Regions from separate parts of the Homo sapiens genome. Here all the other regions are linked to region 2. A link is an interaction called in ENCODE POLR2A ChIA-PET data of the cell type or tissue named here. Cell type or tissue: HepG2. All regions are shown on one strand. Region 1 has its middle 110 kb from the start of PTP4A1. Region 2 has its middle 56 kb from the start of PTP4A1. Region 3 has its middle 72 kb from the start of LGSN. Region 4 has its middle 120 kb from the start of PTP4A1. Region 5 overlaps LOC124901228 (translation initiation factor IF-2-like). Region 6 holds the start of LOC124901228 (translation initiation factor IF-2-like).

The links. ChIA-PET counts read pairs that join two places held together with the same protein. Peaks named below come from ENCODE experiments on the same cell type or tissue, not always from the same donor. Only the 100,000 strongest peaks of a DNase experiment are listed, where the experiment ranks them.
Region 1: POLR2A ChIA-PET joins it to region 2 with 38 read pairs; 5 of 35 experiments call an interaction of 5 or more read pairs at or near these places.
Region 3: POLR2A ChIA-PET joins it to region 2 with 13 read pairs; 2 of 35 experiments call an interaction of 5 or more read pairs at or near these places.
Region 4: POLR2A ChIA-PET joins it to region 2 with 14 read pairs; 5 of 35 experiments call an interaction of 5 or more read pairs at or near these places.
Region 5: POLR2A ChIA-PET joins it to region 2 with 21 read pairs; 12 of 35 experiments call an interaction of 5 or more read pairs at or near these places.
Region 6: POLR2A ChIA-PET joins it to region 2 with 41 read pairs; 12 of 35 experiments call an interaction of 5 or more read pairs at or near these places.

Annotation. Positions count from the first base shown.
Region 1 is chr6:63,456,316-63,460,315 of GRCh38, reverse strand. It overlaps a transcript of LGSN not described here. Among named protein-coding and RNA genes, the nearest start is that of PTP4A1, 110 kb to the left of the region's middle. RefSeq lists a cis regulatory region at 1,538-1,551 and enhancers at 1,472-1,616, 1,295-1,794. In HepG2, no CTCF peak of the experiment used is centred here; a DNase peak (open chromatin) is centred at 1,505; H3K4me3 peaks cover 426 bases.
Region 2 is chr6:63,514,451-63,518,450 of GRCh38, reverse strand. It overlaps a transcript of LGSN not described here and a transcript of PTP4A1 not described here. Among named protein-coding and RNA genes, the nearest start is that of PTP4A1, 56 kb to the left of the region's middle. In HepG2, no CTCF peak of the experiment used is centred here; DNase peaks (open chromatin) are centred at 2,090, 3,430 and 3,710; H3K4me3 peaks cover 1,563 bases.
Region 3 is chr6:63,389,795-63,393,794 of GRCh38, reverse strand. It overlaps a transcript of LGSN not described here. Among named protein-coding and RNA genes, the nearest start is that of LGSN, 72 kb to the right of the region's middle. In HepG2, no CTCF peak of the experiment used is centred here; a DNase peak (open chromatin) is centred at 2,074.
Region 4 is chr6:63,450,802-63,454,801 of GRCh38, reverse strand. It overlaps a transcript of LGSN not described here. Among named protein-coding and RNA genes, the nearest start is that of PTP4A1, 120 kb to the left of the region's middle. In HepG2, no CTCF peak of the experiment used is centred here; a DNase peak (open chromatin) is centred at 2,471.
Region 5 is chr6:63,563,565-63,567,564 of GRCh38, reverse strand. LOC124901228 (translation initiation factor IF-2-like) reads left to right here. Exons shown (of 2, transcript XM_047419610.1): 2 at 1-1,330. It also overlaps a transcript of LGSN not described here and a transcript of PTP4A1 not described here. Among named protein-coding and RNA genes, the nearest start is that of PTP4A1, 6.9 kb to the left of the region's middle. In HepG2, no CTCF peak of the experiment used is centred here; DNase peaks (open chromatin) are centred at 1,894, 2,364 and 3,144; H3K4me3 peaks cover 1,350 bases.
Region 6 is chr6:63,572,813-63,576,812 of GRCh38, reverse strand. It overlaps PTP4A1 (protein tyrosine phosphatase 4A1), which reads right to left. Exons shown (of 6, transcript NM_003463.5): 2 at 1-377. It overlaps LOC124901228 (translation initiation factor IF-2-like), which reads left to right and starts at 3,245. Exons shown (of 2, transcript XM_047419610.1): 1 at 3,245-3,281; 2 at 3,383-4,000. The coding sequence starts at 3,245. It overlaps LOC128125822, which reads right to left. Exons shown (of 2, transcript NM_001415059.2): 2 at 1-377. The coding sequence ends at 282. It also overlaps a transcript of LGSN not described here. RefSeq lists enhancers at 2,402-3,137, 2,832-3,201, 3,138-3,873, 3,874-4,000 and a silencer at 3,742-3,871. In HepG2, CTCF peaks have their summits at 2,326 (motif pointing left) and 2,881; DNase peaks (open chromatin) are centred at 2,332 and 3,052; H3K4me3 peaks cover 4,000 bases.

The DNA of each region.
Region 1 (4,000 bases), 58 kb after region 2:
AGCTAAAAATAAGTGAATGAAGGTCAGAAGTAGAAGGGTAATAAAAGCTAGGGAATGGGGCCGGGTGTGGTGGCTCATGCCTGTAATCCCAGGACTTTGGGAGGCTGAGGCAGGTGAATCACGAGGTCAGGAGTTCGAGACCAGGCTGGCCAGCATGTTGAAACTCCGTCTCTACTAAAAATACAAAAAAAAAAAAAAAAAAAAAAAAAAAAAAAGGGAATGAAATCTTCCATTTAAGGCAGATTTGAAAGACTAGGATTTTGATGTGGAAAAGGCCCAGAAGGAGATATGAGCAAAGTTTGTTGCACAATGAAGGGTGTGGACATGGAGCACGTGAAGTTGGTCATCAAATTCCTAGGAAACTTTAGCATTATTAGGTGATCAGAAAAGGTTCTTTTTAAAATTTATTTTTATTTTTTGAGATGGAGTTTTGCTCTTGTCACCCAGGCTGGAGTGTAATGGCATGATGCACCTCCTGGGTTCAAGCGATTCTCCTTCCTCAGCCTCCTGAGTAGCTGGAATTACAGGAACCCACAACCACGCCTGGCTAATTTTTGTATTTTTAGTAGAGACAGGGTTTCATCATGTTGGTCAGGCTGTTCTCGAACTCCTGACCTCCAGTGATCTGCCTGCCTAGGCCTCCAGTAAAGCTTAAAAAAGATTACTACTGAATAAGTGAAAGGAAGTTCTACTTCAAAACATGGGCAATATACATATAGACTTCATCCTGAAAGAATGAATAGATTTGTTGGGGGCGGCGGGGGTGGGTATGGTGGCTCACACCTTTAATTCTAGCATTTTGGGAGGCGGAGGTTGGAGGATTGCTTGAGGGCAGGAGTTCAAGACCAACTTAGTCAACATAGTGAGATCCTATAATGAATAGATTGAAAATTTAAACAGAAAATTTAAAATTCAAAAAAGTACAATAATTAATTTATAATATACTTCAGTAGACATGTAAGCTTGTGGCGTATTTTCCAAAGCTTTTTGTATTAATGCATGGAAAACCATTAATATGGTCTCTCCTAGTTCATAGACAGAATTGGAGTATTCAGTTAAACGGCATAAAAAAAATCTTTTGAGAGAACCAAAATGGTTTGACATTTTACCTTCAAACCCTGATTTCTGACTTCCATTTTAGGCCAGCTTTAAGGAACAATGCCTATAATTAATGGAAACATTGTTGACATTTTGAATTATAATTGTTAATAATACAACAATAGACTTGGTCTTTCAGGTAAAATCTTATGTAAAGGAAAACACTCTAAAGCAAGTCATAAGCATCTTAGTCTGAGAGCAACTTGCTGAATAATTCTCGACATGGTATTTTCATCTATGAATAAACAAAGGGTTTCACATAGCATTATTACAAACTTTACATAATGGTAACAAAAAACTGAGCCTAATTTGTCTCTTCCAGTAAAAGTATTTGAGAAATTTTCCATTGCCCAATACCTTCCCATGATGGAAAATACACTGCATGGAAGGTATGTGTAAATATTTGATTCGTGTTTTACTGATTTCAGTGTCACAACCTAGCAATCATTAACACTTCGAAAAACATACACCTGGTTAGTTGTTTCCAAAGTACATTCTCTCTCTGAAGGCTTTTCAGACTCCTAGAATTAGAGAGGTCCCTAGCGAGAACCCAGTCTAATCTTTTAATGTCATAGGCAATGAAACCAAGACCGAGAATGTTTGGGTAACTTTCACACAGTCCTCCAACCTTAGCTGGGTCCTAGGACCGAGATCTTCAGGCTTTCAACTCAGTTCTTTTTTTAACATAAGTGCAGAATTACTGTTTACCCTTTGTTCTGAAGGAAGGTATATATAAACACGGTAACAATGTCATAGTTGTAGAAACTGAAGTGAAAAAAATCTAGAAAATTATAGGCACAGCATTTGTTTCCAACGCTAATATATATGGTCACTTTATAAAATGAAAGGCTAGCCGGGCCCGATGGCTTATGCCTGCAATTCCAGCACTTTGGGAGGCCGAGGTGGGTGGATCACCTGAGGTCGGGAATTCGAGACCAGCCTGACTAACATGGAGAGACCCCGTCTATACTAAAAATACAAAATTAGCCGGGCGTGGGGGCACATGCCTGTAATCCCAGCTACTCGGGAGGCTGAGGCAGGAGAATCGCTTGAACCCCAGAGGTGGAGGCTGCAGTGAGCTGAGATAGTGCCATTGCACTCCAGCCTGGGTAACAAGAGGGAAACTCTGTCTAAAAATAAATAAATAAATAAATAAAAATAAAAATAAATGAAATTATAATCACTGGAGAAAGAATTGTGAAAATAATAGCTTGACCTTGTGCTACTATGACATTAAATAAAGGTTTCCAACCTAGTGCCTTGTAGATGGTAAATATGTGAAAGTATTAGTTAAATCTGATTTGAATTTATTTTAATTAATTAATTAATTTATTTATTTGAAATGGAGTCTCACTTTGTAGCCCAGGCTCGAGTGCAGTGGTGCAATCTCAGCTCACTGCAACCTGTGCCTCTTGGCTTCAAGTGATTCTCCTGCCTCAGCCTCCTGAGTAACTGGGATTACAGGCACCCACTACCATGTCTGGCTAATTTTTTGTATTTTTAGGAGAGACGGGCTTTCACCACATTGGCCACGCTGGTCTTGGACTCCTGACTTCAAGTAATCTGCCTGCCTCGGCCTCCCAAAGTTCTGGAATTACAGGCGTAAGCCACCATGCCCGGCCTGATTTGAATTTAAAAACCTAAATTCCAGATAGAAAAATACCTGGATTATTGGATTGCCAGACTATATTTTAATTTAATTTATTATTTTTTGAGACAGGGTCTGGTTTTGTTGCCCAGGCTGGAGTGCAGTGGTGCAATCTTGGCTCACTGCAGCCTCCACCTCCTGGGTTAAAGTGATTCTTGTGCCTCAGCCTCCCGAGTAGCTGGGACTACAGGCATGTGCCACCACGACTGGCTAAATTTTGTATTTTTATTAGAGATGGGGTTTCACCATGTTGGCCAGGCTGGTCTCGAACTCCTGACCTCAAGTGATCCACCCGCCTCGGACTCCCAAAGTGGTGGATTACGGGTGTGAGCCACCACGCCCGGTCCAAACTATATTTTTAGAAAGTAGAAATATATCTACAAGATGACAAAATAACAGTATGAAAGAAAATCAGTCAAACCAATATTTGGTGTAGTGTGGACTAAGCAACCACTTGTTAGGCATTTAAAATATCAATGGTCTCTAAATGATGAGGGTGAGAATGAGGGGAATGCTCCAGGTGAGCAGCATTCCTTAATGAGGTCAAGCATTTTGACTTTTGAATAAGGTTGTTTTCTCCATATTAAGGTGGAGAAGCAGTACAATGAAATGGGTAGAGGTTCAGGAACTCTGAACTGTTTTGTTGGAAACTTTTGCTCAGGGTAAAGCCTACAGAATTCCTTGAGTAACTCATTCAGAGAAGCCTGCAACAATGTGCTTGGAGCCTGATCTAGTGGCAAAGAATTTCTTCCCTTCTCTGCTTTCTTCCCTTCTCTGCTTTGATGAAGGGGGTGCTATAAAATGGCTCCTAAGCCTCTTGTTCTTTGGCCAGTGCCAGAATTTTCAGTCTGTTAGGAACAGAGGCTACGTCTGGTGACAGACCCATAGCCCAAGCTCTAAGGAGCTGCTGCAGAATGAGGAGGCTCTATTGAGTATGAGGGGCAGTGTGGTATATTCCAGGGAGCACAACTTACAGGTTTACTCTCTTCTGTGACATGAACTAATAACTGTCAACCTGAACAAAAAAACTGAGGCAAACAAGAAGATCGTTTGTGTGGTGGCTCATGGCTGTAATCCCAGTACTTTGGGAGGCTGAGGGGCGCTTGAGTCTAGGAGTTTGAGACCAGTCTGGGCAACATAGGCAGACCCTCGTCTCTACCAAAAAAAAAAAAAAAGTATATATATATATATATATATATATATATATATATATATATGTATATTTCTGCCAAGTTTGAGGTCTGCAACCTGGGA
Region 2 (4,000 bases):
CTCCTTTGTTTGCCCTGGGGATGTCCAAAATGATAATTTTTTAGTTAATCAATTATAAAATTTATTCTTGCCTTTTCTGCCAGGACCTCAAGATACCTAAGCTGTTAGTTTAGGTACAAGTAACAAGAAAAGTAAATACAAGCAAGAGAATTGATGTTATGCTTATTAGGGAAAGCAAAATAGCAATCTAAGATGTGCTCTGGCAGCAATAAAGTTATGGAAAAGGTGGCACAAATATTTTCCATAGTAAAGGGATAGTCTAGAAACCTACTGAGATTTTTTTTTTTTTTTTTTTTGGAGACGGAGTCTCACTGTGTTGCCCAGGCTGGAGTGCGATATGGTACTATCTGGGCTCACAGCAACCTCCGCCTCCCGGGTTTAAGCAATTCTCTTGCCTTAGCTTCCTGAGTAGCTGGGATTACAGGCGCCTGCCACCACACCTGGCTAATTTTGTATTTTTAGTAGAGATGGGGTTTCACCATGCTGGCCAGGCTCGTCTTGAACTCCTGACCTCAGGTGATCCACTTGCCTGGACTCCCAAAGTGTTGGGATTGCAGGCGTGAGCCACCAAGCTTGGCCCTACTGAGATTTTATGTGTCAATGGATTCTTTTAAAAACTATTGGGTTGCGCTAGTAGAGACATTTTTGACATGATTTTGGACATAGTCTGTGTTTGGAAGCAGAGGAAGGCTGCTCCTTAATTTTTAATTCTCCATCAGTGTCTGTGATACATATTGTGGAATTATAGATCATTATTGACAATTTCTGATATAAAAGTCATATATATGTGTGTGTATGTGATTGTGTGTGTGCATGTGTGTGTGTGTTGATAGATAGTGAAGGTCCTTGTTTTGAGTTTTTAGAGTGTATTTCCCTTTACAAAATTGTTTCTTTTGTTCATAGTGCTATTGTTGTTAATTGAGGTTATCATCAGGAGATCTTTCACCATTTAAATGGTTTCACTTTACGGGGCATCATGTGTGCATACCTTTATTTTCCATTTTAAATTTCTTTTTAAAATTCAGAGTCCTTCAGACTAAGAACATTAGGCAACACTTGGTGTAAGAAAATATGTGGTTACCATGGGGATTAGGAGCTATTCCAGGTCTGTTTGACCTCTTTTCTTTATTGCAGGTAATTTATTCTAATACATCAAAAATTGCTTCTCAGGAGAAACTCTATTCTTTGATAGGCACCCTTATAGTTCTTTAATGCCACTGGTCTGAAAGGTAAGACTTTCCAGATATATTTTATTTTTCTGAATAGTTAGACCATAATATTATCCTTGTTTAATAATAATATAATAGTAATAATAAGCATGATGTATTGCACACTTACTATGTAGCTAGCACATAATCTCATTTAATTCTTAAAACCTTTCTTTGTGGTAGTATTATTAATTAGAATTAGGTTTGGCAGACAGAGAAATAAATATCCCAAAACAATGGCTTCGGTCAATGGTTTATTTCTCTTGCCTATTCAAGAAATCCAGAAGAGTCAGTTTGGGGTTGATATGATACGGTGGCAGAGACTCAATCTCTTTCTGTCTAATACCTCTGGCACATATAGCTTCCAATTCCAAGGTCACCTCATCCACAGAGGAAACTGTTGGAGCTTCTGCCTTCATGTCCATATTCTAGCTGTAGGAAGAAGGAAGAGGAAGTCCTACCCCTTTCTTTAAGAATACTTCCCAGAAGTAGCACATGCCATTGCCACATATATCCCAAAACTCAGATGGCCACACCTAGTTGTAAAAGAGATTTTTTTCCACTCACCTGTGTGTCCTGCTAAGAACTAAGATTCTGTTGCTTTGAAAGATGAGAAGAATGAGTATTAAGAGACAGCCAGCAGTATGCCATGTTTGAGTGCCCTCATGCCCAACTTACAAATGGAAAAATTGAGTCATAAGAAGTTAAATGGACTTACTAAGAGCTCACAGCTGGTGGAGTCAAGATTCAAAGCTAGATCATTCAAACTTCAGAGCTCTCAAGCACTACTTTGAAGTGCTTCTACCGTAAAACAGTTGTTTGACTTTATTCATCTCTTCTGCTAAATTAGTCTAAAGAAAACATTTCTGGACTAAGTTGCCAGGTCAATCTGTTGAAACAATGGAATCCTTTATTTTCCCAAGCATTCTTGGCAAAGGGCACAGTACTGGTATCAACTTGTGCAATGAAGCCTTTACTTTTGCTGACCTTTTGGATAGGTGGATTCAAAAAATTTAGTGACAGGTTTAGAGAATTGCCTGGTGTACAGATTAAAGTCTTATTTTCAATCTTCTACTTGCTTAGGGTTGCAACAGGTTTTAACTTCATTAAAATATGCTTTGCTGTTCTATTGATGGTTTAGATTTTCAACAAGGTAATAAAGGGACACAGTTTTCAATAGAGCCAATAAGAATAAATAAAAATAAATGATTTACTGTAGGAAAAATCCAGTAAATTATGATCATTTTTCTACTGAAAATTTTTCAAGATAAATGATAGCACATCTTAGAATAAATCAGACTATGTTACTTCTAAGTTATTTGGAAAGTATTACATTTAGATGGTTAACTTGTAATTCTTTAATATCTTACTTGTGTAAAAATCTAAATCATATAACACATTATGAACTAGGCCTCCCTTCCTTTCCCTTTCCTTTCTTCCTTCCATTTCACAAAGCCTAATTTGTTGTTCTTTTCCTTAGGTTCGTTTTTGTTTAGATTCTTCTCTCTTCCTAGCTCACAAGGGTTTTTAATCATTCTCATGCCTGACTAGCTCTTTGCTTTCTAGCACCGAGGGAGAAAATGAGAATATGAATTAATAAATCAATAAAAAAGTAAATACCATGCTTTATACATGTCAACTCAAGATTGCTATGTTGCTTACAATTTTCAACATTTTAAATAACTTCTGTAAATTTATCAATATTTTTTAGAGGCCAGGTGGGGTGGCTCACGCCTATAATCTCAGCACTTTGGGAGGCTGAGGCAGGCAGGTCTCCTGAGGTCAGAAGTTTGAGACCAATCTGGCCAACATGGTGAAACCCCATCCCTACTAAAAATACAAAATTAGTTGGACATGGTGGTGGGTGCCTGTAATCCCAGCTACACGGGAAGCTGAGGCAGGAGAATTGCTTGAGCCTGGGAGGCGGAGGTTGCAGTGAGCTGAGATCTCACCATTGCACGCTAGCCTGGGTGACAAAGCGAAATTCTGTCTCAAAACAAACAAACAAACAAACAAACAAACAAAAAAACTTTTTAGAAAGGTGATTAAGATAAATGATATATATCAGTTGCTCAAGCCAGGCATGGTGATGCTTGCCTGTAGTCCTGGCTACTCAGGAGGCTGAGGCAGGAGGATGGTTTGAGGGCAGGAGTTCAAGGTTGCAGTAAGCTATGATCATGCCACTGTACTCCAGCCTTGGTGACAGAGTAATACCTTGTCTCAAAAAACAAACAAGCAAGGCTCGGCACAGTGGCTCATGCCTGTAATTCTAGCACTTTGGGAGGTCAAGGTAGGAGGTACCCTTTCATCCAGGAGTTTGAGACCAGCCTGGGCAACATGGTGAGACCCTGTCACTACATAAAATAAAAAAAAAATTAGCTTGGTGTGGTGCCTGGTGCCTGGGGTCCCAGCTACTAGGAAGGCTGAAGTGGGAGGATCACTGGAGCCCAGGAGGTTGAGGCTGTAGTGAGCTGTGATTGCACCACTGTACTCTAGGTGACTGAGCAAGACCCAGACAAACAAACAAACAAAAAGCACTTGTTCAACAGAAGTTCTTTACTTAACAAACCACAACAACACTGGGGACATAGAGTGGTTAATGACAAGGTTTAATGATTTGAGGGTTTGCTTAGAAGTCAATAGACATTTCATTGTTGTGACAACTTACAGAAAAGTCACTTCCAAATGAAAAAATATATGATAAAACGTCAAAGAGGGCTGGGTGCGGTGGCTCATGCCCGTAATTCCAGCACTTCGGGAGGCCGAGGTGGGCGGACACTTGGGGTCAGGAG
Region 3 (4,000 bases), 120 kb after region 2:
GACACACATGAGGAGTTTAAGAGCGAAGGTTTAATAGGCAGAAGAAAAGAAAGTAAAACAGCTCTGCCTCTTGAGAGAGAGGGGACTTCTGAGAAGAAAGACCTGCCAGCAGTGGATGGGCCAGATTTTATAGTCAGGTTTGAGGAGGCAGTGTTTGATTTACATAGGGCTCACAAATTGGTTCGATCAGGTATGATGTTTTCATAGTGCTTGTGGTAAGACTGGTTGCCCCACCCTAATCTTATTGTGCAAATGGGCTTTCCAGTTAACCAGCGCCATCTTGTCTGCTCCTTACTGTACAGAAGAAGGGAAGATGGGCCAGGCGCGGTGGCTCACGCCTGTAATCCTAGCACTTTGGGAGGCTGAGGTGGGTAGATCACTTGAGGTCAGGAGTTCGAGACCAGCCTGACCAACATGGTGAAACCCTGTCTCTACTAAAAATACAAAAAAATTAGCCGGGCTTTGTGGCACACACCTGTAATCTCACCTACAGGTTGGGGAGGAGAGGCTGAGGCAGGAGAATAGCTTGAACCCAGGAGATAGAGGTTGCAGTGTGCCAAGATCCAGCTATTGCACTCCAGCCTGGGCGACAGAGTGAGACTCCATCTTGGCTGGGCGCGGTGGCTCAGCCTGTAATCCTAGCACTTTGGGAGGCCGAGGTGGGTGTATCACGAGGTCAGGAGATCGAGACCATCCTGGCTAATGCGGTGAAACCCCGTCTCTACTAAAAATACAAAAAAATTAGCCGGGCGTGGTGGTGGGCGCCTGTAGTCCCAGCTACTCGGGAGGCTGAGGTAGGAGAATGGCGTGAACCCGGGAGGCGGAGCTTGCAGTGAGCAGAGATTGCGCCACTGCACTCCAGCCTGGGCGACAGAGCAAGACTCCATATCAAAAAAAAAAAAAAAAAAAAAAAGAAGAAGAAGATGGAGCCACCATCTTGAACATGATTGGCACAACTGCCAATCAATGTCTGCAGCTCGGTTTTACAGACTGCTCTTCATTAGAAAGAAAAATAATTTGGGGTTGCTTTTCATTAAAAGGAAAACCTTACCGAGGACTTCCATATCCTCATTATCTGCCTAAGTAATTTCTTCTTAATTCCTTTATCAATTTTACCCAGCCCCTATTCAAGATGGAGTCACTCTGGTTCAAAGGCCTCTAACACCAGCGTTCAGATGAGCTGCTACTCCTCCGGAGGCAATTTGAAGTTGAGGGTCTGTGGCGCATGGGCACCCACCTGTTCCTGGCTGCTGGGTAGGTAGGTTTCCGCCTCCATCTATGCTTCTCCTGAAGCTTCTGCACCAGTAGTTCCAGTCCCACAGCCAGGAGTAGGGTGGCCAGGATGGATTAGTCCACATGATAGCAGTGATGCCCCCTGAGACAGGGTCCCTTTGGAGCTGGAGCTGGTGGGCATGATAGTGCTGCTCTCATTTACAGAAGGGGCCCCTGCTGTGGAGGTTTGTCTCAAGGCTGGGCCTAAGCAGGCCTGCAGCAGAGGCAGGCCCAGGGCCAGGAGCAGCCCTAGGCCAGGGTTTGCCATGGGCTGGGTGTCTGGTTGGCAGCACTGAGGAAGGGGCTTCTAGCACTGCGCCCCTCCTACTTCATATCAGTACATGAGTACCTGAGAGGCACCTGGCCTGGGCGTCTTTGACCTCTCTCAGATTTCTGGTCCATGCCCCTCCTCTTTTATAATCTTATGGGACCACTGTTTTATATGTGGTCCATTGTTGACCAGAATGTTTTTATACAGTACATGACTATAATTACTTGGAATTTTGGGGTGGAGGATGAAACCAGTGTTGTTGTTTTGTAATTTTTAAAAATAAACTTTCATATCATTGATTCCTTAAAAGAAGACTTATACTGGAGAGGAGACCAAGTTGCTCTGTGCGTCAACCCATGCTCATTGTCCTTCCATGTCCAAAGACCTCTTCTATGAAAGACAGCTGAGTGTTTCTCTGCTCCTAGGGCCCTTATGCTTTACATCATGTGACTTCTGCTTTTCTGGACCAGCAATGACTTAGTTCAAGGATTAACCTTTGAGACAGAGATAGCTAAAAGCCTCGCTATCAGCCCATGAAGTGTAACTGAACTCTGCCCAGCAAGAATGGTCAATATTGGATGTTGACTAACCGTAAAGCAGATCTCCCTTGGGAATTTGGAGGGAAACTTAAGTGAGCAGGAACTAGAGACACATTGAGGCTTCAGAAATCACAAGACAGTAAAAGCTAACACAGACCTTGAGGTGGAGAGAAGGCAAGTGGAGAGAACAGTGTTGGAGGATACAGAGGTACAAGCAGAGACTGAAATCAACCCACTTACAAGTTGGGAATCCTTGTCAGAAAAAGCAACAGAAGTTTACAGATGCATGGATCTTTGCAGATGTTGCTGTTGAGTGTAAGAGCTGCTATCAGTCCTCTACATTGTGTATTCTGAATGAGCTACAGTTCCAGCTGCTGGCTGAGTAGTTGCTAAGACACAACCTCTTGGTTCTTACTTCCCTTCCATATCTTTAGACCTACACCAACTAAGATAACTTGAAAATGTCATGTTTTTCTCAAACCCAAATAGGATTGACTGCTAAGGACATTTATACATTGCAAATAAATTATTTAATAGCAAATTTGTCTCCATTATCATATTTTTTAAAAACGAGATTTTAAATAATGCTAAATGAGTCTTACCTGTGTACATATTCTATTAGAGCTATTTGAGATCTGATAATACTTAGTAATTCTATTTGTCTATTTAACAGAAGCAATCAATTTATTTCAGATTACCTTTTATCCAAAGAGAAGGTAAAAGTATGCATCCTTTCCAATGGAACTTGTTATAATTCAAATAATTGAAAGTGAATGGAGAGAGATAAGAAAGTTAAGGATATTATCTGAACTAATTCAATTCCAATTTTCTTTTCTTTTTTTTTTTTTTTTTTGAGATGGAGTCTTGCTCTGTCGCCCAGGCTGGAGTGCAGTGGCGTGATCTCGGCTCACTGCAGGCTCCGTCCCCCGGGGTTCACGCCATTCTCCTGCCTCAGCCTCCCGAGTAGCTGGGACTACAGGCACCCGCCACCTCGCCCGGCTACTTTTTTTTTGTATTTTTAGTAGAGACGGGGTTTCACCGTGTTAGCCAGGATGGTCTCGATCTCCTGACCTCGTGATCCGCCCGCCTCGGCCTCCCAAAGTGCTGGGATTACAGGCGTGAGCCACCGCGCCTGGCCGATTCCAATTTTCAATAAAACAAATTCAATTCCTGTGTAACAATCTCCTCCCTGTTGATAAAAAAAAATCTGACAATGAAGTGGTGAATTTGGCAATAGGTCATGCATTCTAAGAAAATAATAGTTGATCAAAATTTGTGGAATCCGGCTGGCACAATGGCTCAAACCTGTAATCCCAGCACTTTGGGAGGCCAAGGCAGGTGGATCACCTGAGGTTAGGAGTTTGAGACCAGCCTGGCCAACATGGTGAAAACCCATCTCTACTAACGATACAAAAATTAGCCAGTAGTGGTGGTGCATGTCTTTAATCCCAGCTACTTGGGAGGCTGAGGCACAAGAATCGCTTGACCCTGGAAGAAGGAGGTTGCAGTGAGACAAGATTGCGCCACTGCACTCCAGCCTGGGTGACAGAGCGAGACTCTGCCTCAAAAAAAAAAAAAAAAAAAAAAAAAAAAAGAAAGAAAGAAAGAAAGTGTCCAAATACTTCAGCTGTAGAATTATTCTTTATACAGTTTCTGAGACCATTAGAGTCTTTTCTCTTCATTTTCTACATCTCCCTACTTAGCATTCACAAAAGGTGTGTTTTCTTTAGGCTTAGATTAGACCTAGAAAATTTTCTCTCACCATTTTTTTTTGTGGGGGATGGGGGAGGAAGAGAAAAAGGAGATAAACTTTGAAGCATGTACATTAATGCACTTAATGTCTGGAGCACAATGACTAAATTATTTTTAGTGTAAAAAATAATTTAAAATGACTGCATTTTATGATCTCTATTTCTGT
Region 4 (4,000 bases), 64 kb after region 2:
AAAAAAAAGAAAAAGAAAAAAAGAAAACGTAGGGCCAGGCGCGGTGGCTCACGCCTGTAATCCCAGCACTTCGGGAGGCTGAGGCAGATGGATCACGAGGTCAAGAGTTCAAGAACAGCTTGGCCAAAATGGTGAAACCCCATCTCTACTGAAAATACAAAAATTAGCCGGGGATGGTGGCGGGCGCCTGTAATCTCAGCTACTTGGGAAGCTGAGGCAGAGAACTGCTTGAACCCGGGAGGCGGAGGTTGCAGTGAGCTGAGATCACGCCACTGCACTCCAGCCCTTGTGACAGAACAGGACTCTGTCTCAAAAAAAAAAAAAAAAAAAAGAAAATGTAAAAACTTCTAGTATAGAGCTGGCCTCAAGCCTCTTATCTGTTAACGACTAAATTACTAGTTTACTTAAGCTGAAATTAGTCAACTGGGAATCAAAAAAGAACTGGGGTTTAATATTGATGTCCATAGAAATGTGGTAAGAATTTATTTTTTCTCCAGTACCTATCCAAGGAAATTAAAAGTGTTTCAATCTGTATTTAAACTTCCCTCATGCAAAATGCTAATAGCCTTACTGTGGTCCCATAACGGTGACAGGAAAAAACACACATTATTTTGAGTATTTAATTTACATTAGATGGTAAATGAATAAAAAAGACACTAAAAATATTAAAATCTGAACATATTTGAGAAGTAGCATCAGGAGAACACTAAAAGCTCTGGAAACAGGCTGAATGGAGAGGCAGCAAGGGGCAGTATTGAATGCTCTGTATCAGTTTTCCTACATGTAAATTGGGGATAATAACTGTACCTAGTTTATTGAATTGTTTTGAGGATTAATTATAATGACGGCCGGGCGCGGTGGCTCACGCCTGTAATCCTAGCACTTTGGGAGGCCGAGGCAGGTGGATCACGAGGTCAGGAGACCGAGACCATCTTGGCTGACACAGTGAAACCCTGTCTCTACTAAACAAAATACAAAAAATTAGCCGGGCGTGGTGGCGGGCGCCTGTAGTTCCAGCTACTTGGGAGGCTGAGGCAGGAGAATGGTGTGAACCCGGGAGGCGGAGCTTGCAGTGAGCCGAGATCCCGCCACTGCACTCCAGCCTGGGCAACAGAGCGAGACTCTGTCTCAAAAAAAGAAAAAATTATAATGACAGATGTTTGTTCAAAGTAAAAGAACAGAAAACAATATACCATGCAAACAAAAAAAAAAGCAGGGTGGTTCTATTAAAATCAGAGTTGACATTATGATAAAAAATATTACCAGGGGTAATGAAGAACATTACATTACAATAAAGGGATCAGTTGAAGAAGACCTGGCAATCCTAAGTGTATATGCACTAAAAACAGAGCTCCTAAATACCTGAAGTAAAACACTTAGAGAACTGAAAGGAGAAATATATAAATCTACAATTGTAGTTGTATATATCAACTCTTTTTTTTAGTAACTAATAGAACACATAGAGAGAAAATTAGAAAGGACATAGAAGACAACCAACATGATCTGTTTATTTATAGAAAACTCCATGTAACAGCAGCAGAGTACATATTCTTTTCAAGTGCAAATGTAACATTCACCAAGATAGACCATATTCCAGGCCATACAAATCTCATTAAACTTAACTGAATTGAGATAAAATAATACAATGTATGTTCTCTGGCCAAAAGAAAATAGAAATAGAAATTAATTACAGAAAGATATATTAAAAATCTCCAAATATTAAAAAACTAAACACTATGCTTTTAATAAAATACGAGTCAAAGAAGATACCATAGTTAAAATTATAAAATATTTTGAATGAAACCAAATGAAAACAAAACCTATTAGGATTTGTTAGTGTGACCCAAACAGCACTTGGTTGGAAAGTTATAACATTAAATGCATATATTCAAAAAGAAGAAAGTTCTCACATTAATGATCCAAGCTTCAATCTTAACATACTAGAAAAAAAGGGGCAAATTAAGGCTAAAGTAGGCATAAAGAAGAAAGTAATAAAAATAAGAGATGAAATCAATAAGATAGAAAGCAGAAAAAAGAAGAAAAAAAATGGAATGCAACACTACTTCTTTGCAAAGATCAATACAACTGATAAACTTGTAGCCAGACTGACAGAAAAGAGAGAGACAGAGAGAGAGAGAGAGAGAGAGAAAGATAACATACCAATATTAGGAATAAAATCGGGGACATCATTACATTTCCTACAAATACTTAAAAAAAATAAATATATTATGAATTTTTTTCAATATATTTGAAAACAGATGAGCTTTGCAAATTCCTTTGAAGTCACAAACTACCAGAGTTTACTCAAGAAGAGACAGAAAATCTGAATAGCCTAATAAAATCCATAAAAGTCACAGTGAAAAATTTTTCTGCAAAGAAACCCCAGGTTGCTGGGTGTGGTGGCTCATGCCTGTAATCCCAGCAACTCCAGAGGCTGAGGCAGGAGTATTGCTTCAGCCCACGAGCTTGAGGTTGCAGTGAGCTATGATTGCGCCACTGTACTCCAGTCTAGGTGACAGAGGACAATCCTGTCTCTAAAATAAAGAATAATAAACAAACAAACGAAAAACCAACAAAGAAAACTCCAGGCTCAGACAGTTTGGTGAAACCTACCAAACATTTGATTTAAAGAAAAAATACTAATTCTCCACAAACTCTTCCGGAAAATAAAAAAGGAGAGATCATGTCCCAACTCACTTTATGGGACCAGCATTACTCTAATGAAGACCTTAAAAAAAAAAAAAAAAGACAAGAAAACAAAATTCTAATATTTCTCATAAACAAAGATGCAAAAATTCTTAACAGAGTATTTTTTTCCTTCTAATCAATGGAATCCAAACTATTACAGAATTAAATTCAGTGATATATAAAAAGTAATAGATCATGTCCAAGTGAGTTTATTCTAGGAATTTAAATTTAGTTTAAAAATTTTAAATCCATCAAAATAATACACATCAACAGACGAAAAATTGTGTGACCATCTCAATTGATGCATAAGATATATGTATGCATTTTTTATGTTACTTTTTTCTTTTTTTTTAATTAATTTTTATTTTACATTCAGAGGTACATATGCAGGTTTGTTACATAGGTAAACTTGTGTCATGGGGGTTTGTTGTACAGATTATTTCATCACCCAGTTATTAAGCCTTGTACCCATTAGTTATTTTTCCTGATCCTCTCCCTCCTCCTACCCTCCACCCTCTAATAGGCCCCAGTTTGTGTTGTTCCCCTCTGTGTTTCCATGTGTTCTCATCATTTAACTCCCACTTACAAGTGAGAGCTACAACTATGTGGTATTTGGTTTTCTGTTCCTGCATTAGTTTGCTAAGGATAATGGCCTCTAGCTCCACCCATGCCCCTGCAAAGGACATGATCTCATTCTTTTATACAGCTGCATAGTGTTCCATGTTGTATATGTACCACATTTTCTCTACCCAGTCTATCTTTGATGGGCATTTATGTTGAATTAATGTCTTCTTTGCTATTGTGAATAGTGCTGCAATGAATATACACATGTATGTGTCTTTATAATAGAATGATTTATATTCCTTTGAGTGTATATCCAGTAATGGAATTGCTGGGTCCAATGGTATTTCTATTTTTAGATCTTTGAGGAATCATCACACTGTCTTCCACAATGGTTGAACTAATTTACACTCCCACCAACAGTGTATGATTTTTTTCATTTAGCTGTCTTTTTTTCATTTAGCTGTTTTTTAATCTTAAATTTATTTTAATCAATGAAAACATTTAAAATAGTATTACTAGACATAAAAAAGGAGTGCCCTGTCCCTTTTGATTTTTGCTTTCTTGAAAACCATTACAGCCGGGTGTGGTGGCTCACACCTGTAATCCTAGCACTTTGGGAGGCCAAGGCCAGGGGGATTGTCTGAGCTCAGGAATTCGAGACCAGCCTGGGCAACATGGCGAAACCTTATCTCTACCAAAAATACAAAAAATTGGCCAGGTGTGATGGCGTGCACCTGCAGTCCCAGCT
Region 5 (4,000 bases), 49 kb before region 2:
GAAGAACAAAACCTGGTTGACAGCACATCTGTTTAGCATGGCTCACTAAATATTTTAAGTCCACTGTTGAGACCTACTGATAAAACGTGATTTATTTAAAAATACTATTGCTCCTTGACAATGCACATGGTCACTGAAATGCTCTGATGGAGATGTACAAGGAGAGTAATATTGTTTTCATGCCTTCTAACACAGCATCCATTCTGCAACCCATGGATCAAGGAATAATTTTGACTTTCAGGTTTTAATATTTAACAAGTACATTTCATAAGGTTATAAATTGCTGTAGATGGTGATTCCTCTGATGGATCTAAGCAAAGTAAACCAAAAACATTCTGGAAAGGATTCTAGATGCCATTAAGAACATTCATGAGAGGAGGTAAAAGTATCAGCATGAACAGGAGTTTGAAAGAAGTTAACTCCAACTCTCATGGATGACCTTGAGGGCGTTCAAGACTTCAGTGGAGGAAATCACTACAAATATGGTGAAAATAGCAAGACAATTGGAGTTAGAAACAGAGTCTGAAGAGTTGACTAAATCGCTGCAATTTTATGATCAAACTTGAATGAATGAGGAGTTGCTTCTTATGAAGGAGAAAAGAGAGTGGTTTCTTGAGATAGAATCTACTGCTGGTGAAGATGCCGTAAGCATTGTTGAAATGATAAAGGATTTAGAATATCACATAAACTTAGCTGATAAAGCAGTGGGTGAGTTTTAAGAGGACTGATTGCAACTTTGAAAGGAGTTCTCTTGTGTGTAAAATACTATCAAACAGCACTGCCTGCTACAGAGAAATTTTTTGTGGAGTCATCAATGCAGCAAACTCCATTGTCTTATTTCAAGAAATTGCCACAGCCACCTTAACCTTCAGCAACTACCTCCCTGATCAGTCAGCTGCCATCATCACTGAGGCAGGATTCTCCAACAGCAAAGATTATGACTTGCTGAAGGCTCAGATGACTGTTAGCATTTTTTAGCAAAAGTATTTTTAAATTAAGGTATTCTAGGGTACCCGTTTTCCCCACTTCCTTTCTGTGTCTTGACCAAAATCACAGTGACCCAGCCAGCTGTAGCCATAGGTTTTCCTCAGCTGGCTTGAACCCAAACCAGCTTGAACATTCCCAGGCACTGATAATAATGTCTTGGTTTACTGGAAAGAAACTGACCCCGACCCTGAGCCGAATTCCTTAAATTTTCATGTAAACTCCATCCCCTCACCCCCTGGCTACAGACTAATGTGGGTAAAACATCCCTTTTCTCTTGCTGTCCATCACAATAATACATTGCAACACCCTGCAAGTTCCTTTAATAAATGTTTTGGACTGATCACTCTGGCATTTAGAGCTGCTTTCTTTGAAATCTCAAACCAGCCCTGTCTTCAAATGGTTTGGGGTACTCTGTTGTACGAATTCTCCTGCTGCTGCTTTTAAGGCAACTCCAGCTATGGGTTCAGTGGGACAAAACAGGTATGTACATTTTTTAGACATAGTGCTATGCACATTTAACAGACAACAATGTAGTGTAAATGGGAAACCAAAAAATGCATGTGGCTTCCTTTATTGTAATACCTGTTTTATTGTGGTGGTCTGGAGCTGAACTTGCAATATCTCCAAGGTATGCCTATGCTTAAATCTCTATGAACATATAATTTGCAGTGCTTAAATATTGTTCAAAACTAAAACATGCTCTATATTAAAAAGTGACTTAATTTTCTTCCTTAAGACATTGATTTAAAGATTTATCAAAAGTCTTTTGAGTAAGTTTTGATGAATAATCAAAATGCTGTAGCAGAGCTACATCCTAATTTCTGTGGGAAATTTAGACACAGAAATTTCCAATGAGCAAATAAGCTTGTCACAACAAGCCTTTTAAGGAATCTGGCCTAAGGACAAAGTCCAAAGGCCAATAGCTGCCTGTGGGCTACTGTGTTTTGTTGAGTCAGACATATAGAAACAGTCACCCACCTAGGAGGGTACTACAGATGTAAATATTTATATTAATAAATGAATCCTGCTGGATCAGAAGTAACATCTTATCAAGTCATCATATCAAACCATTTGAGGTAATATTTTCTCTGTAAAATTGATTAAGGCAGTTTTGAACAACTTTTTTTTTTAAAGTCTATTTTAAGAAACAATTCTCTTGAATCGATCTCTATTATGCCCATTCTCTGTCCCTTTTTCATGTCTAATTGTAATCAATTTAAATATAAACCTGAAAGTTGTCTAGGTAGTCTCCAAATCAAATGAGAATGTGTATTCACATTAGTAACTCTGCCGCTTAATATAGTATTTACTTCTGTAGGAGCTTAGTGTGTGTATTAAGATGTGACAGATACCGCCTGGGCAACACAGTCAGACCCTGTCTCTACAAAAAAAAAAAAATTATCTGGGCATGATGGTGCATTCCTGTAGTTGTAGCTCCCTCGGAGGTTGAGGTGGGAGGATTGCTTGAGCCCAGGAGTTGTTAGGGCTGCAGTGAGCTGTGATCATGCCACTGCACTCCATCTGGGGCAACAGACCAAAGACCCTCTCTCTCAAGGAAAAACAAAAAAGAAATGATGGACAGATTGATTAGTAAGAGAATACTTTTCATTTGCATGCTGAAAGGCACCATTTCCTTGGGGCACTGAATAAAGGACTTATTATGAATCTATCCATAACTCATGACTGTTTTGCCTACTGGTACCTGGAGGAATCTAGTTTGAGAAGACTCTTCTTATTTTAGCAAATTTGGTGAAATTTCTGTTGCTGTTCTATAGCCTGAATAAAAATCATTTGGGAATTGAAAATCAGGAAGGCCACAGTCTCCATGTGATTGTTTAGAACATGTTGAATTATGCCACAGTCTGAACTGAGGCAAAAATAGCTTAGGAAAGGAGAATTTAATCTGGCTAGAGAAAGGGAATGGAGTATAAATAAATTTTAAAGGTTGGATATGCATGCTATGGCAAAGCTGTCACTTGACAGGTTTAATTTACAGAGTTGGCATTTAGGCTGCAGATAATCCAGACAGACAGTGACCTAAGCAGCATTACTGGGGCAGGCCTTACATAAGGAGAAATGTTGTTGAACAATTTCCTGCAAGCATAATAACATTTATTTAACAAAAGCTACAACAGTCATGCTTTTTTCTTATCCTAACACAGTTGCTTTTTAACTAGGGATGTTCAACAAACGTTGCTATCTTCGTGTATTTCTATAGTTCCATTCATGGCTGGAAGATACTGAACATAAGAGAAAATGAGTATAGAAGCCTTTTGAAATTTCTCTCTTTTTTTTTTTTTTTGAGACAGAGTCTCGCTCTGTCACCCAGGCTGGAGTGCAATGGTGCAATCTTGGTTAACTGCAACCTCCGTCTCCCGGGTTCAAGTGATTCTCCTGCCTCAGCCTCCCAAGCAGCTAGGATTACCAGGCACCTGCCACCACACCCGGCTAATTTTTGTATTTTTAGTAGAGATGGGGTTTCTGCATGTTGGCCAGGCTGGTCTCGAACTCCTGACCTCAAATGATCCGCCTGCCTTGGCCTCCCAAAGTGCTGGGATTACAGGCGTGAGCCACCATTAAATATAGTTGTCCTATAATGTATTTCTTTAATCCTCAGACATATTAATGCACATAGTAAATACTCAACCACTATTTATTTGCATACTATCATATTACTTTCCCACATAAAATTCTATTAGGGCATCCTATTCCCAGTTTTTCTAAGTTTTCTTTGCAGGGTTCTTAGTCTCTCAATCCCGTTAACAATGGTGTTCACTGGAGTTTTGTCCTAGGGCCTCCTGGACTCACTTTCCACTTTCCTTGGGGTTTTCACCTACATCCATAGCTGTGGCTGTCAACCTTCCCTCCTTCCCCAACACATATGTGTTAAATGCCTAGCATATGCCAGGCACTCTGCTATCTTATGAATAACATAAACATGTTTTCTGCCCCAATGAAATTTATATACAGGTGAGAAAAGAGAGAAAATAACAAGTAAATAAGCATAGAATAT
Region 6 (4,000 bases), 58 kb before region 2:
CAAAGAAACTGAAGTCTACTTCAATATACTCCACTTGAAATTCTCAGTGCTTTGAGTATGAAGTTGTAAGTAATGATAAGTGAAATGAACCTCCTAACAAGAAGCAGCAATTCTTCAATCCAGTAATACTGAGGCCAACAGAAAAGAAGTGCACTGAGGTTTACCCCATCCAGGTCAGAACTCTTGTAAAATGCTCTGTGGATTTCAATTCAACACTTCTGTGTCCAGGATAACCACTCTTATGGGGGCTTCTTGGTGGAGCAGTAATCAGTTTCTACAGTTCACTTGTCTGCATAGAGGTCGTGCTGTGCCTGGCAGTAATCTCCACTGCCCTTCAGAAACTCCATAAATGTGTGACCAAGAACACCACAGAATTGCTGTTTAAAAGAAAAAGACAGAAAGAGAGAATAAGTTATTTTCCAATTCAAAAGAAATACATTAGGGTTTTACACTATTTAAGTACACAACTATTTTTCTAAAGCAGGGCCTGAGCCGCTTCATCGACTTTTACTTGAATTGCAAAACTCAAGGGGTGAGTACAGATTAAATCAATCAGCATAAAACAAGCAGTCAGATAGATTAAACTGAAATCCATGATCTATTACCAAGATTCCTCAGAAAAAAAAACCAAACCCATTGTTACATTTTTGTGAAATTCATATATATATTCATATATATTCTATCTAGTTATATTCTCTGTATATATACTATCTATATATAATATATAATTATATGATTCTAATAATTATCCCTTTCGATAGTTGTTTTCTTTACATTGTAATTACATACACTTTATGTTGATTTTTCCAACTAACAAAAACATTTTTACACATTAATACAAACTCCAGATAACTCTGAAGTTATTAGTCTTGCATAATTTACTTAACTCATAAACTGAAACATCTAAGTTCTTTTCCAACTTTATGCTTTTATATCCTTTTCTTAGACTGATTTAAGTCCTATATTTAGAATCTCACTTTATCCTTAACAATCTGTTATCATTCCCATTAAACTGAAGACGAGGAAAATGAGTCTCTGAAAATCAACTTGTTATGTGAAATATCATAAGAATGTATGCTTATGAATCTAAAAAGGAAACAACTCTCATTTATAACTGTAAAGAAAATATTCATAATTTTAATAATGTTCTTTTGTATTTTAAAACCAAAATTTCACATATACAACTCAAAACTGAAATCCAACTCAGAGAAGGCGGACAAAGGGATGTTGAAGGTGGAAGTGGCAGGTCTCAAAAGCAAGGTAACTACTGTAACCAATAAATATAAACAAATATGAATGTATTTATATTTTCTCTAAGTTCCCCCTTAAGAACTAAACCATTTTTATGCCAATATCAAACATTAAACCAATAGTCACAGCATATTTTTAAAATATGTACATGGAAGACACTGATGTTAATAATCAGTCTTCTTCCAAATAGTTTATAAGGTACTTGTGTACTCGGGAGTAAAGAGGGCACTAAGGAAAGTATTAATAACAGGTTAACAAGAGCAGTAATTCATAGTCACTGCCTCAAGCACTTCATGTGTACTCTCATTACCAAAGTGTTTTAACAAAAGGTTCCATTAGTTTCCATGCTTAAATTTAAGCATTTGAAGTCTTAAAATTAAAATTCAAACGATCTGCTCCCATTTCCATTTTACACCTTTAAATAGTCCCATGCTAGTTATAGTTTCTAGAACTTTGCTAAATTTTGAAGAATAATTCTTATGATGATTACTGCAGAAAACATCAAGTCAAAAACCCAGTCTACTTTTCTGGTAAAACATACAACTAGCATTAACAATCATTTATCAAAAGGTCCCATAAAAAAGGTAACTTTCATTATCACAAGTTTGTTCAAACAAGCCCTCAGAGGTTACTTCACCTAGTTGGTCAGCTGGGTTAAAAAATTAAGTGTCTAAATTACAAAGCCATCACAGTTACAGTGAATACAGATTGTAGTAATCTGAAAATAATTTCATTATACTTTCACCCCAAATTCTAAATACAACCTCCGTAGAATAAAAAGTGTATTCTGACACTTTCCCAATGACATACAATGATCTTTAAAAGCTTTATAATGACTCATCACAGTATTCTAATTTCTAGGTATTACCTTTTTTTCAATTAAAAGCTAATTTGAGGCAGTATTTCACACCACTATTTCCATATTTAATAGCTAAAACTCCTGTCGGCTACAACCTAGTCTGGCCATATCCCTTCATGTAAGTAAGCACTTTCATCAGGAAGCAGAGAAAGAACTATATTAAGAATTCCCTTCCTGAAATGGTTATTTTTACTGAGTGGAGCCACCTAGTGGATGGGGGGACTCGTCTGTTAAAGCAGTGGTGGCCACCGATAGATTTCTGTTCCGCCCAAGACACTCCTCCATTCCCAATCTCCTACCCACAGGAAAAACTATCCATAATGGGGATTTTTTCCCTCCCACCTATCAGTTGCATTATAATCACAATCATATACAAGAAGGGAGAGGAGGAAAGAGTAATCTCTGTGCAGAAGCTTAAATCATTATTATACTGCAGAGTCAAGCCAATTAATGTGTGTAACTCCTTTGTCACAAACAATTCGTTGTATAGTCTGTTCCACATCTATTTAGGTCTTAGGGCACCTAAGAAAGCATGTGTAAAATGCTGCTCACTCTTGGGAATGATTTAGTTTTCTAGTTTTCAACTGACTGAGTAACAGGAAGCACTGCCTCAGGATCTAGATGTCGGGCAGGTCAACAGTTCCAATCGTAGTGTAAATAACTTAATACTCGTGGACTGGTAGGGGGCTCCGCGGACAGAAGATAAAAAACCCTCAGAATTCCGTCTCTGGTTGGCTACTGCTGCCACAAACCAACAGGAGGCAACAACATATTACACCACAGAGCTCAGGGATAGTTCTAAACAGTCCCCGATTAAAAGGCGCCATCCAGGGCCCTTCCAAAATTGGCAGGGGAAATGTATGCTGGTGCCCGGACGGGAAGTCCTTCGCGTCAGTGTAACTAACAGTAGCCCTGTCAGTTTCCAAGACGCTCCGAACCAGGCCATTTCTCGACGACTGGCCCAGAGAAAGGACAAGACTAGACTTGTTCCCATTATCACGAGCCCGAGGTGGGGCGATAAATCCGGAACAGCTCGAATTACCAGGTGGAGCCTGGGAGGAGGGCGGGGCGGACGGCCGAAGTTCTCACCTAGCAGAACCCCACTCTGGCCCGGGCAGGGGTGCAGCTCGCGGAATGCCCCAGAGGGCCGCCGCCCCGCGCACGCGGCTGTGTGCGCCCGAGCACGCCCGCTGCGCCCCCTCTCCGCGCCGCAATCACGGGTTCGCGCCGCGCCTTCAGTCAGGCGCGGGCGCCGAGGCCATTTTGTCTGAGGCTCGGGTCCCGGCCGTCGAGCACAAGAGTGTAGCTGCACCCAGTGGCTGTCCCGCGCCCACCCCGGAGCTCCGAGAAGCTCTGGAACCAGATCGTTACCACCCGTGCCTGGCTGTCCGGCCTACCCCACGCCCGCCCGGATCTGGAGGCGAACCCGCCACCGCCGCGCCCTCCCCGTATCCGGCTCCGCAGTGACACGCGCAGCCCTCGCCCCACCCCGGGCCACGTCTCCCGCTCCCAGTGCAGCCACTCTCCTCCGGCCGAACAAAGAGGCCCCGGGACGCCGCGGAGCCTGCCATGCCCGGACGGGTCGCGCCAGACCAAAGGGCCAAGGGCGGAGGCGGCGGTCACAAAGCGGCTTTTGTGCCACCCACCCGGCCCGCTGCGGAAGCCGAAACTGCCCCCGGCCGCCGCAGAAGCCGGACCGCGCCGCCCCCGTCGCTCCGGGCTCGGGAGGGACTCAAAAGCCGGTGCCTCCGGCGGCCAACCGCCACCCCGCAGCCCCGAGGGGCCCGGCATCTGCCTCCGCACAGCCGGCCGCAATCGGCCGGCCACAGGGCCATAACCCGCCCGCTCCCACCCGGGACCCACCGGAACCGCAACCCGGGGCAACCTGGA